2 separate regions of the Homo sapiens genome follow, and region 2 is linked to region 1. A link is a loop called in an ENCODE intact Hi-C map of the cell type or tissue named here. Cell type or tissue: HCT116. All regions are shown on one strand. Each heading gives the region's core, and the rest is flanking DNA. Links, peaks and the distances in the headings are about the cores only. Region 1 holds the start of RAB40AL (RAB40A like). Region 2 has its middle 38 kb from the start of BEX4.

What was found. Hi-C counts contacts between places; a loop is a spot of excess contacts. Peaks named below come from ENCODE experiments on the same cell type or tissue, not always from the same donor. Only the 100,000 strongest peaks of a DNase experiment are listed, where the experiment ranks them.
Region 2: a loop joins it to region 1, with 4 times the contacts of the local background. A loop is called at or near these places in 16 of 110 quality-filtered maps.

The regions. Positions count from the first base shown.
Region 1 is chrX:102,929,545-102,937,889 of GRCh38, forward strand. It overlaps RAB40AL (RAB40A like), which reads left to right and starts at 7,728. Exons shown (of 1, transcript NM_001031834.1): 1 at 7,728-8,345. The coding sequence starts at 7,775. The region is part of intron 10 of LINC00630 (long intergenic non-protein coding RNA 630); the gene reads left to right. In HCT116, for the core only: a CTCF peak has its summit at 5,260 (motif pointing right); a DNase peak (open chromatin) is centred at 5,267.
Region 2 is chrX:103,173,202-103,181,546 of GRCh38, forward strand. No RefSeq gene overlaps it. Among named protein-coding and RNA genes, the nearest start is that of BEX4, 38 kb to the right of the region's middle. In HCT116, for the core only: a CTCF peak has its summit at 3,356 (motif pointing left); no DNase peak of the experiment used is centred there; H3K4me3 peaks cover 499 bases.

The DNA of each region.
Region 1 (8,345 bases), core at 310-8,309:
ATTCAGCTTATTCAGCAAGAGTACCTCAGAAGTGGTGTCCTTTATTACTAAAGTGTCAAATTAGTAGGTTCATTGGGTCTGGTTGTCTCTCCTCCTGTAAGCTTGAAATTGATCACTGTATTTCAGTGTTGTCACCCTGATCCATCCATTATAAAATTTCCAGTAGCATTTCATCATAAGATGTTTGAACCTCTGAAGTAGACACCCAAAACCTATTTAATAAACTAATTAGATGTAGACATAGGAGTATGCAAGGAAACAAAACTATGTATATGACCTGTCCATCTTTTTGTAAACATGAATTTTTCAAAGAGAGTTGTGGTCATGCTGTACTTATTGTTTCATTATCTACTTTGAGGAAAATTTTGTTTCTGTTTATACAAATTATGCCTTTTCATTGGAAGAAATACAGAATGCTCTCACCTGGTGCCCAGAGTCAGAATTGCAGAAATTAAAGTCAACCAAGAGCTTGGAAAGGGGTAGGAGATTTGAGTGGAGTAAGGGAGGCACATGTATTCTATTGTATAGAATTGTAGAGAACAAAGCTTTCTGGAATTTTCTATATGCATGTTTCCAGAGCAATGAATATGTGGGCATCATAAATATAATCAGGTCACAATTACAGTGTTTTTTGTTTTTAACATTTTGAACAATGAAATTTCCACATTTAAAACACTAGGGAATTGCAAATTTATAAAACAAATATCCTCTATCTCCCTCCAAGGCAAATATACTGATTTATTAAATAAATCTTTTTAATATACTATTTTTATACCACAGCATATGAATGTGATTCTTAGTCAATAAATGTATTTCTACACTATCATTTTGTGACTAGGGTCACAGATTTTCCTGATTTACAAAACATTATCTTAATGACTTTGTCACATTATTAACTTTTTTTATTGTTTAAGCCATATGAAACATAATTGAAATGTATATTAGAAATTAAAAATATTCTGTCTAAATCTTCTCCATCTCCATAATACAAAGATGGCCTGTATTAATTTATTCGTATCTATTCTCCAGATCTTTTTTCTCTCCATGTAGTACACTAACTTATTTTTAGCCACACACACATACATATAAACCCATGTAGAGAGAGATAGATATATATATTTTTTCACAATGGAACCATATACTACATTATAATTTATGACTTTGTTGATTGTCCAAATCTGATTCTTTTTCATTTTGTGTGTGTGTGTCTACAAGTGTTTTGGGGAGATTAATATTGGTTTTTATTGCATTGTCTCTTGATATAATTGACCTATCTCTGTTGTTTAAGAGTACTTCATACACAGAGGATAAAAACCTAGATTAAATATGCATACAGCATTTATATATTAACATATAAAAGCTACCTTATCTAACATTTGTAGTGTAACTTGCGTGTTTAACTGTAGTGGGTAGAATTATGTCCCCCTCAAAACATGTCCCAAACCTAACCCACCCAAACTTTATTTGGAAATAGGGTCTATGTAGATATAATTAAGTGAAAGATCTCCAGAAGTAAATATCCTGAATGTAGGTTGATGCCTAACTCCAATGACTGGTGTCTATATAAAAGAAAGCAGAGGGAGATTTGACACATGCAAGGAAGAAGGCCATGTGAAGATTGAAGTAGAGATTGGAGTTATGCTGCCTCAAGCCAAATAAAGGAGGAGCTGGAAGAGCTAAGAAAGGATTCTCCCCTAAAGCTTTTGGAGGCAGTGTGGTCCTGCCTACACCTTGGTTTTGTACTTTGGGCTTTGGTTTTATACTTCTGAACCATGAGATAATGAAATTCTGTTGTTTAAATGTGCAAAGTTCGTGATAATTTGTTATGGTGGCCCTAGGAAACTATTCATTGGCTGATATCCTACTTTTCATGTCTACAGTGATACTAATGCCAGTAAGATATGTAAAAAGAATTTAAAATGACTAACATTTCTTATGAACTGTATGCTTTTAATGTATTGAGTCAGTCAGTGCTCACAGCTGTTTTACAAGGTAGATACTGTGACTAATCCTTATTTTATAGATGAAAAACTGAATGACAGAGAGAATAAAGACTTTGCTTGATACTGCATAGTTAGGGAGTGGGACAGCTTGGATTTGTGTCCAGTACCTCATGCTCCAGAGCCTGTCACAGATTTGTGTTAAATTTAAAGAAACGACTGGACAAGCATGCATATTTTATGAGTTCATTGAAAGCAATACTCAGTATGGTTATATATGTAAACAAAAAACTGAACCTAGTGACCAAAAAGGGGATTGTAACCTTGGCGAGATCATGTTCATTGCAATCCTGGGGACAGAAGCCACAGCGCAGTGGGATAAAGAGTAAATGGGAAATAATGTTAATAGAGAATGTAGAAAATTAGAAAATTTTTTGAAGGAGAAGGAAAAGACAGAGTCAAAGAGGGAGAGAGGGAGGGGAGGGGGAGGGGAAAGGAAAGGGAGAGGAGGGGAGAGAGAAGAGGGGAGAGGAGAAAAGAAAGATATCCTGTGGCTGAATTGAATTGATGATGTATTAGGCCATTCTTGCATTGCTATAAAGAAATGCCTAAGACTGGGTAATTTATAAAGAATAGATGTTTAATTGGCTCATGGTTCTGCAGGCTTACAAACATGGCACCAACATCTGTTTAGCTTCTGAGAAGGCCTCAGGGAGCTTTTACTCATGATGGAACGTGAAGCTGAAGTATGTATGTCACATGGTGAAAGCAGGAGAGAGAAAGTGGCGGTGGGAGCGGTGGGGGGGCGGGGGGGTGCCACACACTTAACCAGATCTCAGGAGACTCACTATCATGAGGACAGTACCAAGCCTTGAGAGATCTGCCCCCATGACCCAAACACCTCACACCAGGCCCAACCTCCAACACTGGGGATTATAATTCAACATGAAATTTGGCAGGGACATATATTCGAACTGTATCAGGTGATGAGGAACAAAAAAGGATTTTTAAAACAAAAAAGAATTTTCAATTCTTTGGAGTTTGAGAAAGTTTAAAGTTAATTTGAAGAAACCATCTCCTCTCAAATGTGAACCATGAAGTTACCCATATATTCATTTGAATTCTTACCCTCTTTCCACTTTAGTTAATGAGACACCTCCAGTAGACTAGTATGCTTTTAAAGCTCAATACACTTTCAGTTATTACCTAATGAAAGAATAGAAAATTGTCTGTTATAGAAATTCTTGTAATTCCTAGATTTTTGCCTCTCAAGGAGGCAGCGGATAGCTGAAATCCTCTTGTAATGTAGCTGGATAATGTGTGATCTGGGAACCTTGCACTGTTTACTGCAGAACCGGTCTACAGGATTCCTATAAACATATTAAAATACTGAGCAGTGCTGGAGCACTCATTAGATAATTGCCACTCCTTGTGTCCCTGATGTGATCTGTCGTGGAGCTCACCAGGTGAGTTCACAAACGCTCCTGTCCTACCACTATGGGGAAGTGGATTTGGGTCTGCTCAGAGGCATGATGTTGAATAGCTCTTAGGAACTTTCAAGCACCTAAGAATGCAGAGACCTTTGGTCTCTAAAACTTTGAACTTAAGGCATTTCAGAGAGAGATTGCTTCTTTCTTCACGATGTTTGTGTTGTCATTAGGCGAAACAATGAGAAGTGATTTTTTCATGATGACTACCTTAGCCTTGAGGCTCAGCCAGCCCCTCATGCTGTGTACCAATACTTAAAGGCCACTCCCTGCTGTATATTCTCAACAGATTTTCTCATTTACCCCTCAGGACTGCTCTGTAAGGTTGGTATAGTCAATCCCATTTCACAGCTAACCAAGCTCAGGCTCACAGAGCCTAAATCACTTTTCCAAGTAAGTGGCAGGATTGGAATGAGGTTCCATCCCTCACCTTCCCTAGAGGACCCTGAGCACCCCCTTTTAGAAGATGGCTTTCCAGGGTTTGAGAAATGGTCAGATTCCACTCCCCTGCTATTGTAGTCCCATGGGTTCCCACTCAACAACTCCTCTGAAGATGACAGGGGAAGTGAAATCCTGTGCTTTGTGCCATGAGATCTGGTTGTAGGGCCACATGAGAGGGCTGATCCTTAAAGTGGCAAGTGGGCTCAGGCAGAAGCTCAGGTGTTGGCCTTGGGACAGGTGAGCTGCAGAGAAGGAAAGAAACATGCACTGAATTACTGTAAGCAAATGCACTTTACACCTCATCTCCTTTAATCTTAACTGCTACCCAAGGTCATTATCACCATTATTCAAATTAGGCTGCTGCCTTTAGAGGAGTTTACGTAAATCAGGGAGACAACTTTGTTGTTTCCTGATAAGCACAAACTCTGTAATACTCTAGACTTTTATCATTTCTCTTCATTCCTCCAGGGCCCTGAATGCTCTAATCTCCCTCCAGGCTGGCAGTACCTGCTCCCCAGGTGTTTTTCAATGTTTTTTCTTTGAAATTTAAGATCTGTGTAATTTTAAAGTCAAATTTTGAAGTTTAATTGGGTTAGTATCCATGATTTGTGAAACATAGTAACAAAATGGCAACTATTTCAACAGAGAATTTAAATGAAATGTACATGAACAATAAACATACTAAAATACGCCAACCCCACAAGAACTAATAAAATGCAAATATTTTAAAATCTTGAGAATTTATAATGACAAGATGCAAAAGATAAGTACCATGATTGCACTTTTGGAGAAGACAATGTGTGTGTGTAGGTGAACGTGTTGATGTGTACCTCACCTTCAGGGACATGTCTGGAGAGTATGCACCATCCTAGGAACAGCAGACCCCTTGGGGTTAAGGAGTGGGAGTTGACCAGTGAGAGCTCAGGTTAATTTTGATTTATCAATATGCTCTTGTGTACTGTTCAAAAACTGGTATTTGGGAATAAAAGTATTCTGATGAAAATTTGAACACACAAAATACTTTGGAACAAATTGTCAAAGTTAAGGTGTACATAATGTCCATTAATTTGAAAAAGCATTCCTTATATTCTATTTTATTGTGAAAGAAGTAAATAACAAGTCCAATTGACAGAGGTTTTGTGTGTGTGTGTGGGTGTTTGTGTGGGTGTGTCCTCTAGCTCTACCACCCCAAATACAAAATCATGGATGCAACTTTAGTTCCAGCGGGGATTGGAACCAATATCAGTTTCATATATTCTGGAACATGATGGATACATGGAAATTGCTACCATTAGGTGAATAATTCCAGAAAACTGTGGCTGATACATTGGAGCTAACCTCCAACCTCCATGCCTCCCTCTTCCTGAGTCCCTGGTTTGAGATTATCAGAGCTGCGTTTCTGTCTCTGGCCACTAGGAGGCATCAGAGCTATCTCTGTTTTTGTACATTTTGCAGAGTAACATGTTTCAAAATGACTTGTTTACTTTGATTCCAGTTCTGTTTGGAAAATTCACATGTATATTAAAGCAGGTCCATTTGCTGTTGACCCCTAAATCTACATCGCATTCACTGATTTATCATCTCTTCCCTTCTCAGTGTAGGTTGAAGTGTCCACACTGTCGGAGGGGGCGGGGGCGGGGGCGGGGGAGGAGGGGTCCCTCCAGAGAGCAAGGCATTCACTCTCCATAACTCTATCCCTGTACAGGCTTCTCAGACCTTCTCACACTCTCTTTCAGTCTTCCCCTCTCCAGGACACTATAGACACAGTTCCCCAGATGCTGCTCCAGTGCCTCCGACCTCTCTCCGTCACCTTTCTACAGCCCCGTCACTGCTACCTGGTGTTTCATTTTGTGGATGCCCTGGAGCATATGTTTTTACATTTACACCGATCAGTTTTTTTCTTACCAGCATGGGGAACTGGTTTTGTGTCTTCTCGGAGGCATGATGTTGAACAGTTTTCGTGAGATTATGAAACACACAAGAATGTAGAGAACTCCATCTCTAAAACTCTGAAATCAAGGTGTATCAGGGAGATTTGCCTTCTTTATATGGATGTCTGTGTTTTCATTAGGAGAAACAATGAGTAATGATTTTTCACGATGCCTGCCTTGGCCTTGAGGTTCAGCTAACCCCTACTGCTATGTCTCAATATTTAAAGGGCCATTGAAGCCTCCCATTCCATGCCATATACCCTGGACAGGTTTTCCCATTTATGCCTGGGAATAACTCCGTGAGGATGGTATAGTCAGTCCCATTTCACAGATGACCAAGCTCAGGCTCACAGAACCTAAGTCGCCTCTTGAGGTAAGTGGCAGGATTGGAATGAGGTTCTATCCCTCACCCTCCCTAGAGGACCCTGAGAGCACCTCCCTTTTAGAAGATGCACTTCCAAGGCTTAAGAAATGGTCAGATTCCACCATTCAGATCATGGCGATGTCTTTAGGGGAGTTTGTGTAAATTAGGGAGACAACTTTGTTATTGTTTGTTCTGTATTGATGAGTATTTAGAATGCTTCTCATTTTTTCCTTTTTAAAAAGATTTCAGCAATACTGTAGCAAATAACCTCTTACCTGGCTATTTTGTACATGTGAAAAATGTTTCATCCATTACATGCTTACACATCTATCCCTTGGGGCTTGATTTCAATAATTTAAACTCCCTTATATGTGTCTGAGCATTCTCATTCCTTTAACCATCTTTATACCTGTTGTAGTTACAATATTTAAATGCATTTATAACTGAGAAGTGTGTTTCCATTTCCTTGATGTATTTGGTCCCTCATCCTGCCCCCATACACAGACACACACAGAGCCACTTTTACCTTTTTCTTTTGCAAATTAAAAAAAAATTCTTATTCAGTTTTTTCTACATTGAAATTTTGTCAAACGATAGGTGATAAAAGTATATTTAGATAGTTGCATTTGCATTCCTTATATATTAGTGAGCTAGAATGCATTTTCTTATGATTATTGGCCATTTGCATTTCATCATCCATGAACCATTTATATATTTTGTCAGTTTTGCTGTTTTGTTATAGGATCTGTACGTGTGTTAAATCTAAAACCCTTCATTGATCTATGCATGCGTTATTTCAACACATCTTTCTTGGCTGAATATTATTTATGAGACACTCTAGAAAAATCCATATCCTAGATGTTTCTTCTGAGATCTTGGCTCTTATATTTATGGGAGATGTCCCCCTGCAGCAAAAAATGTGTTAGTGCCCATGCAAACATGCGTGGCTTGTCAAGGATCACATGCACAGACAGTTCACACTTACTCCTAAACCCGGCATGGCCACAGAGTAGAAAGGATGTGTGGGGCATTATATAAGGAGAGCACTGGCTCAGGATTGTGATTTCTGTGATCTCTATACTAACGGCAAGATTTTTAAAAATTACGTAACATTTCTGAGTTTGCCTTTTCTCATTTGTAAAATGAAAACAATCATAGCTACCAAAGACAATTGTTCTGAGAAGTAAAAGAACAAATTATTTTAAGCGTCATACACAGCGTAGGGTACATACGGTACTCAACACATCTTAGTCTGCTTCCTATCTCATACCCGTCCTTCCTTTAAAGGAGATTCCTTTGACATAATCCAAAAGGCATGGTTCCATAACGATCACATGAAAGTTTTAAGGGAAATGTATAGGTTTCCATGATGAATTAACTGCTGTGTCACTACTCTGTGCTGGGTAAGAAAAAGGAAAACAATCGCTGAACCGGTTTCCCAGGGTTTGTAAAAGAAAACCATCAAAGCCACCACCTCATTTCACTTTATTTCGTAGACTTCCCCATCCCATTTTTTATGTTCTATGCTAATTTCTCAAGAAAAATAGGCCCGGCACCGCCTCTGCGCACAACCTTGCTGGTCTGGCCCAGGCGGGGGGCGGGGCCAGCACGATGAGCGCCCCGGGCAGCCCCGACCAGGCCTACGACTTCCTGCTCAAGTTCCTGCTGGTGGGCGACAGGGACGTAGGCAAGAGTGAGATCCTGGAGAGCCTGCAGGACGGCACGGCCGAGTCCCCGTACAGTCACCTGGGGGGAATCGACTACAAGACGACCACCATCCTGCTGGACGGCCAGCGGGTGAAGCTGAAGCTCTGGGATACGTCGGGGCAGGGAAGATTTTGTACCATATTCCGCTCCTACTCTCGTGGTGCACAAGGAGTGATCCTGGTCTACGACATTGCAAACCGCTGGTCTTTCGAGGGTATGGATCGATGGATTAAGAAGATTGAGGAACATGCCCCTGGTGTCCCTAAAATCCTGGTGGGGAATCGCCTACATCTGGCATTCAAGAGGCAGGTGCCCAGGGAGCAGGCCCAGGCCTACGCCGAGCGCCTGGGCGTGACCTTCTTTGAGGTCAGCCCTCTGTGCAATTTCAACATCATAGAGTCTTTCACGGAGCTGGCCAGGATAGTGCTGCTGCGGCACAGGTTGAACTGGCTCGGGAGGCCGAGCAAGGTACTGA
Region 2 (8,345 bases), core at 231-8,230, 240 kb after region 1:
TGGATTGGGGAGATGGGGAGCATAGGTAATTCCGTTAAGGGGCATTAAATAATTAGCAGGAAAAACATGAATGGATACTTGGGAGAATGAATGGATGGAGGGAACAGAGATTGACTTGTAAGTGGTTTTCTTTGGAAGTTGAACCTGAGAGAAGGGCATTATTCTGTAAGAAGACTGGGCCAGACCTGGTTACATTCTTCCTCTCCTTACCTGAAATAGATGAGATAACAGGGAAGAGAAAGAAAAGAAATTATTCTTCTTGATGGGTTCACCTGATCTTTAGGAAGATAGGGGAAAAGTCTCTTTCAAGGCCCGTTGATTTCCAAGAGTTTTTAATTCAAAATATTCATTATGCCACGGAGGCATATTTTGGGGTGAAATTCTCTGTGCTCCTTCAGTGTGTGAAAGGAACATAAGAAAAACTTAAGAATTTTTTTTTTTTTTTTTTTTTTTTTTTGAGACGGAGTCTCACTGTCGCCCAGGTTGGAGTGCAGTGGCGCGATCTCGGCTCATTGCAGGCTCCGCCCCCTTGGGTTCACGCCATTCTCCTGCCTCAGCCTCCCGAGTAGCTGGGACTACAGGCGCCTGCCACCTCGCCCGGCTAATTTTTTGTATTTTTACTAGAGACGGGGTTTCACCGTGTTAGCCAGGATGGTCTTGATCTCCTGACCTCGTGATCCGCCCGCCTCGGCCTCCCAAAGTGCTGGGATTACAGGCGTGAGCCACAGTGCGCGGCAAAGAATTTTTAAAAATCTTTAATTCCTTGAAAGTTTGGCAAGTTTAAAAGTTAATGTGCAGGAGCAGGAGCCATCTCATATCAGACTTAAACCTTGAATTTTCCCACATGTTAATTTCCCTTCTTACTCTTTTATATTTACTTAAGAGGGAGCTAATGAGATGCCTCCAATGGAATAGTATGGGTTCTGAGCCCAATACATATTTAGCGAATTGGTGAATGTAAGAATAGTTAATTGTATGTTGAAGAAATGCTAGTAATTCTTGGATTTTTGTCTCTCAGGGAAGCAACAGATGGCTGAAATCCTGTTGTGATATGGCTGGATAATGCATGCTCTGAGGATCCTGCACTGATGGCTATGGAATAGCTCCAGCATTTTCCTAAATATATTAACATTCTGAGCAGTCCAGGAGCAACCTTTAGGCAAACAATACACCGTGCTTCCCGGGTCCTATGTATTAATGAGATAACCAAGTGAGTTCACAGACACACCTGTCTTTCCAGCATAGGAACTGGATTTGGGTCCACTCAGAAGCATGATATTGAACAGTTCTTATGAGATTATGAAACACACAAGAATATTGAAAACCTTCTGTCTCTAACATGTTGAAATCAAGGCATATCAGAAAGATATTTGCTTCCTTTATCTACATGTCTATATTCTCATAAGGGAAAACAATGAAAAATAATTTTTCAGAATGCCTCCTTAGCCCTGAGTCTCAGCCAGTCCCTACTGCTGTTCTCAACATTTAATTCACCATTGAAGTCCCATTCTATGCCATAGAGTCTGGAAAAGTTTTTTCATTTGACTCTCAGGACAGCTCTGTAAGGATGGTATGGTCAGTCCCATTTCACAGATGACCAAATAGAAGTTTATAGAGCCGAAGTCACCTCTCCACATAACTGACAGGATTGGAATGAGGTCCTATGCCTCGCCCTTTTTAGAAGACACTGAGCACCCTCCCTTTTAGGAGATGGGAGCCCAGGGCTTGAGAAATGGTCAGATTCCACTCCCCTGCTATTGTGGCCTTATGGGTCCTCATTCAACAACCCTTCTTGGTGATGAAGATGGTAGTGTGCATATATGTGCACATATATTCATTGCTTTGGAAAGGCATTCTTTGTGTTTAATTTCATAGGAAAATGAAATAGATAAAAAGTTGAATTTACTCTGTGTGTGAGTGTATTTCTATGTCTCCTGTAGCTGGATTGCCCCACCTCACAGATGTTGCTTTATCTTTAGTTGAGACTGGAGCTGGATTCCAATCTGAGGTTTAGATGTCCTAGAAAATGAAGAATACAGAGAGATTGCTGCTAATTGGTTAAAAATTCCAGAAAACTGGCCTGGTACCATTAAATCAAGATCCCCAACTCTGGCTGGGCACAGTGGCTCACACTTGTAATCTCAGCACTTTGGGAGGCCAAGGTGGGAGGATAGCTTGAGCTCAGGAGTTCTAGACCAGCCTAGGCAACATACTGAGACCTCATCTCTAATAAATAAATAAATAAATAAATAAATAAATAAATAAATAAATAAATAAATATTTAAAAAGATCCCCAACTCCAATTCTCCCTACTCCTTGCTGAAACCCTTGGACTGAGACTTTCAGAATTGCAATCCTGGCTGTGACCACCAGACTACATCCATCTCCAATTTCTTTTTTATTTTTATTTTTATTTTTTTTTTGAGACGGGGTCTCGCTCTTTCACCCAGGCTGGAGTGCAGTGGCACGATCTCGGCTTACTGCAACCTCTGCCTCAGCAGAGCAATTCTCTGCCTCAGCCTTCTGAGTAGCTGGGATTACGGGTACCCGCCACCACGCTCGGCTAATTTTTTTTGTACTTTTAGTAGAGACAGGGTTTCACCATCTTGGCCAAGCTGGTTTTGAACTCCTGACCTCGTGATCCAACCGCCTCAGCCTCCCAAAGTGCTGGGATTACAGGCGTGAGCCACCATGCCCAGTCCAATTTCTTTTTTTCTTTTCTTTTTTTTTTTCAGGCGGAGCAACTTGTTTTTTAAAGAAAAGGAGTACAGTACGGTTTGCAGAGAGTAAGAAATGACTTGGAATGTTCTGTTTACTAAAATAAAAATTCTGTTTGGAAAATTCATATGTATATTAAAGCAGTTCCAATGGCTGTTGACTTCAAATCTACATCACATTCACTGATTTATCTCTTCCCTCCTGAGTGTAGGTTGAGGTGTCCACACTGTAGGAGAGCCCCTCCCTCCCAGAAAGCATGGCATTCACTCTCCATTACCCCACCCCTGTATAGGTTTCCCAGACCTTCTCCCATCTCCTCTCAGTCATCCTCTCTCCAGGACACGGTGGACACAGCTGCCCAGACCCCTCAATGACTGCCGATCCTGTCTCAGACACCTCCCGCCTGCCCTCTGCTGCTCTGTGCTCGCCCACCGGCCACGACCAAGGCGCACTGCTGCTACCTGGTGTTTCATTATATGGTTTTACACCATTATTTTATACCTATCCGGTTTTTTCAGAGAGTATTAGAATGTTCTGTACTGAGATTCATAAACTGGGTCGCAAGAGAGGTATTGTAATTTTTGCTCCTTGCAGACACTTTGAAGTTTGAAAATAGTGGTATATAGTGGTACTGTGGTGCCCCCTCGTGACATAGGCCTGCACTGCAGCTTGAACATCCATGAACAGGAAGCCAGACAGTTTTCTGGTCTGGGAAAAAAGTAGACATACCCTGGGTATCCAGGCAAAAAGTGAAGCCTCTTTCTATGCTTTGTAGGTTGAACAAAAGAGTAATTTTTATTTTTATGCTTTAGGACATCTGGATAAATAGGTTGAGACCCATATAAACAAAAATGGATCCAGGCTATTTGTGACCATTGCAACCTGCTTTTGCACCTAATATATTTCCATGTAAATACATTTCTATGCTAGCACTTTAAACTACTTTGCAACAAAATTTCACTTTTTTTTTTTACAAGGACCAAGTGTTTGATAGTATAAAGCTCTTAAATTTTATTTTTCCAGTACCCTAGCGATGGAAATATAGTCATTTTACATTTTCTATTACGAACAATAGCATACTTAATGTTCTTGTTCATATACATGAAAATATCTTAGTAAGCGTTTCTTTATAATAAAGTCTTGAAAGTGTCCTTTCAAAACCCTGGTAAATGATAAAATTTTATATTAGCATAATGAATTCAAAATGCTATTACTGACCAGACACAGTAGCTCATGCCTGTAATTCCAGCACTTTGAGAGGCTGCCTCGGGAGGATAATATGAGCCCAGGAGTTGGAGACCAGCCTGGGTGACATAGCGAGACCCCATCTCTACAAAAATTTAAAAAATTAGCCAGGCATGGTGGCATGTGCCTGTAGTCCTAGTTACTCAAGAGGCTGAGGTAGGATTGCTTGAGCTTGGGAGGTAGGATTGCTTGAGCTTGGGAGGTTGAGGCTATGGTGAGCTGTGATCACACCACTGAACTCCAGTCTGGACAACAGAGCAAAACCCTGTCTCAAAAAAACCATTGTATTACTCGTATATATTTTAACTTTGCAGCATGAAAGTACCTGTTTCTCTGAACATTCGAAGTAATGGGAATTGTTATTAATCTGCTAGGCAACATATCATCTCTCATCTTTGTTTTCATCCAAATTTGTTTTTGTTGCCTTCCAAAATTCCATCCTATAGATGTGACATAATCAGTTTTCACAAGCCCATGTTATTTAGAGTGTTCTGATATTCCCTATTATCTACACTCTGTGAATGGTATCTTTTCAGAGTCTGTACACTGCTAAAGAGTGCAGTTCAGGGCAATGGTCATGTGGCTGTTTGCACTGGTAAGTGGAATGTGCCCACTTTGAGCCCAGCTAACTGTCTTGGAAGAATTATAGTATTGTGATGATAGAATCTGGCTGGGGTTTCTCTCTCCCTCTCTGTCTCTCTCTCTCTCTGTGTGTTTGTACTGACAACCACATATCCCTCTGTTTCCTTCTGCCCCTGGATGTCTTTGCTTCCCATTGGTCTCCCTAACTAAATTCTGGCCCAGAAGGAAAGGTAAATAATTATTAAGATGGCAATCCTGGGCCAGCACGGTGGCTCACGCCTGTAATCCCAGCACTTGGGGAAGCTGAAGCCAGCGGATCACGAGGTCAGGAGATCCAGACCATCCTGGCTAACACGGTGAAACCCCGTCTCTACTAAAAAATACAAAAAATTAGCCGGGCGTGGTGGCACATGCCTGTAGTCCCAGCTACTTAGGAGGCTGAGGCAGGAGAATCGCTTGAACCCGGGAGGCAGAGGTTGCAGTGAGCCACTGCACTCCAGCCTGGGTAACAGAGCGAGACTCCGTCTCAAAAACAACAACAACAACAACAACAACAAAAAAAAAAAAAAAAGATGGCAATCCTTATATCCAAATCTTTATCAATATCCTTCACTACATCCTGAAGATAACCTTCTAAAAAATTGTTGGAGCAAAGGGTGTGCAATTATGTAGCCTGTTGATAAGTATTGCCATACTGCTACCCAGAGAAGTAGTGCCATTTACACTCCACAAGTAGAGTCATGTGACAAAGGCCACAGCGGAGTGAAGAAACTAATAATGCTAACATCCAATCATAGAGGGAAGGCCTTGGACCCTGTCATGGACTCACATGTCAGCAGTAGCCCTAGGAGAACCTGCAGGCTCATGTGCTTGTTGCTTATTGTGTCTGTTAGGCTGCATATGTAACTGGACCCTTTTGCATTGAAAAATAGTGATAATGATGATTAACAGAGTATTTGTTTACTAGAGAATTATTTAAAAATTACCTTAATATCTAGTTAAATATGATTACAGTGAGAGAATTTCCACCTGGCATGTTATCAAAGTATAAAAAAAACTATTCAGGATTCCAGTGAGGTGTGCATGCAGGGACATCTACCCTGTCTCATATTGCTAGTGGGGATGTCACTTAGTACAACCTCTTTCCAGGTTGATTTGTCAACATCTATTAAAGAGTCTATGCATCTCTGATCTGTATGTGTTTGGAGACTGTCCCTTCAAATATTCATCCTCAGTATGACACCTGTCCCTTTATTAGAGAATGCATGTCCCTCATGATATCGGTTGTCTGGGGACTCTACTTTCTAAAGCACTGACCCAAACACACTCCTTTGTCATTATAAAGTAGGAAATTGAGGTCCAACAATTTTTATCTGACCCACAGAAAAAAAAGAGGCCCGGTGCAGTGGCTCACACCTCTAATCCCAGCTGCTCAGGAGGCTGACACAGGAGGATCACTTGAGCCCAGGAGGTCGAGGTTGCAGTGAGCCATGATTGTGCCACTGCACTCCAGCCAGGAGACAGAGAAAGACCCTGTCTCAAAAAAAGATATATGCAAATAGCCAATAATCATGAAAAAATGTTCTAACTCATTAATTATGTAAAGAATGCAAATAAAATCAACTAAATAACTTTTTATTATCTATCATGTAGATGCTGCTACAAGAATCTCACTTCAGATGAAATGACAGACATAGGTTGAAGGCAAAGGGATGTGTGCTAGTCTGTTTGTGCTACTATAACAAAATACCTAGACTGTGTAATTTATAAAGAACACAAATTTATTTCTCCCATTTCTGGAGGCTGGGAAGTCCAAGATCACAGCACTGGTATTTATTGTCTGGTGAGGGCCATCTTGCTATATTTTCACATAATTAAAGGGAAAAAAGCTGTATGCTTACATGGCAGAAGGTGGAAGGGCAAAAGGGCAAATCTGGTTCCCTCTAGCCCTTTTATAAGGTCGCTAAACCCATTCATTAGGGCAGAGCCCTCATGACTTAATCACCTCCTAGAGGCCCTACCTCTTAATAGGCTCAAATTGGCAATTAAGTTTCAACATATAAATTTTGGGGGAAACATTCAGACTATGGAAGGATGAAAAATATACATTATGAAAATAAAGGAAAACAGGAGTGTGGTTGTATTAGTTTCAGATAAAGTACACTTTAGAGCAAAGATAAGTACTAGATACAGAGAGGAATATTATAAAATAAAAGAGTCAATCTGCCAAGAAGATATAGCAATCCTAAATGTATATACAGCAAACAGCAGAGTTACAAAATATGCAAAGTAAAAACTGATAGCAAGGAAAGGAAAAATACACAACGTCGTGACATTATTAGGATACTTCAACACTCTTCCCTCTACAATTGATACAACAATCAGATAATTTCTGTCATGTTATTGGTGTATTTAGACCTGTGTGGTGTTTTCTCACATCAAGTGTGTGTCATTTTTCCACACCAACAGCCAGTTCTCCAATTTTTCAACAGCAGCTCAGTACCCAACAGTTAAATTCAATTCTGATGCTATCTACCTAAGTTAGCTTCAGATCTCACAAGTTAAAAGGTTCAGTCCTGTAAGACTGTCCAAGTTCAGATGCCAGCCACAAACAAGTAGGGTCCTCAGGCAACTCACCCTTCTGCCCAACTGACTACAAATTCAAGGGTTTCTAAGGTTCCCCCACCATAGACTTGATAATTCTCTAAAATAACTCTTATAACTCAGGAAAATGTTTTACTTGCTATTACCGGTATATTATAAAGAATATAACTCAGGAATGGCCAAATGGAAGAAATGCATAGGGCCAGGCAGGGTGGGGAGGATGGATGTGGAGCTTCCACGTCCTCTCTGGGGCACACCATCTTCCCAGCACGTCAATGTGTTTGTCAGTCTGGAAATTCCCCAAACTCCATTGTTTAGGGGTTTTATGAAGACTTCATTATATAGATATGATTGATTTAAATCATTGGCCATTGGCGACTTACACTTAATTTCTCCACCTTCTGGATATCAAAGGAGTGGGGCTAAAAGTTCTAACACTTTAATTACCTGGTTGGTTTTTCTGACAACCAGGCTGCATCCTGAAAGTATCTACACCCTCACCCTGCAAGAGCCATCTCACTACTGTATAAAACCTTTTGAAGATTTTAGGAGCTCTGTGCCAAGAGCTGGGGACAAAGACGAAATACAGTATTTATTTTTATTATATCATAAAGCCTTTTACATTTAATGTAATTTTTCAAATATTTGGATTTATATCTACCATTTCATTACTTATTTTCTCTTTATTTCCTCCATTTTTTATTTCTATATTTCCCCTTTCCATCCTTCCTTTGGTTTATTTGAAAGGTTTTATAGTCCATTTTAATTTTTCTGTGGTGATTTTGACACTATTTCTTTGTTTTACACTTTTAGTGGTCACTCTATTTAGCACAAACTATCATCTTAACTTTCCGCAGTCTTTTAGAATTTTAGAATCAAAATTTAACATTTTAATTGATTTGTTGAAATCTCATCATCTTATAACCCTATAACCTTCCCCTTATGCCACAAAAATCTGTAAATATCTCATGTACTATGTCTACATTCACTGAAAACCCTGTCAGACAATGTTATACTTTTGCTTTCAACAAACTTATTTTAAAGGACAAAAGGAGAATATTCCATTATATTTGCCCAGATATTTACCATTTCTGTTGCTCTTCTTCTGCAAGTAGAATCATGATATTTCTGTCTTAAAATAAAATTGTATCTTAATTAAAATTTTATGACCTGCCTTTCTTCACTAGCAACACATA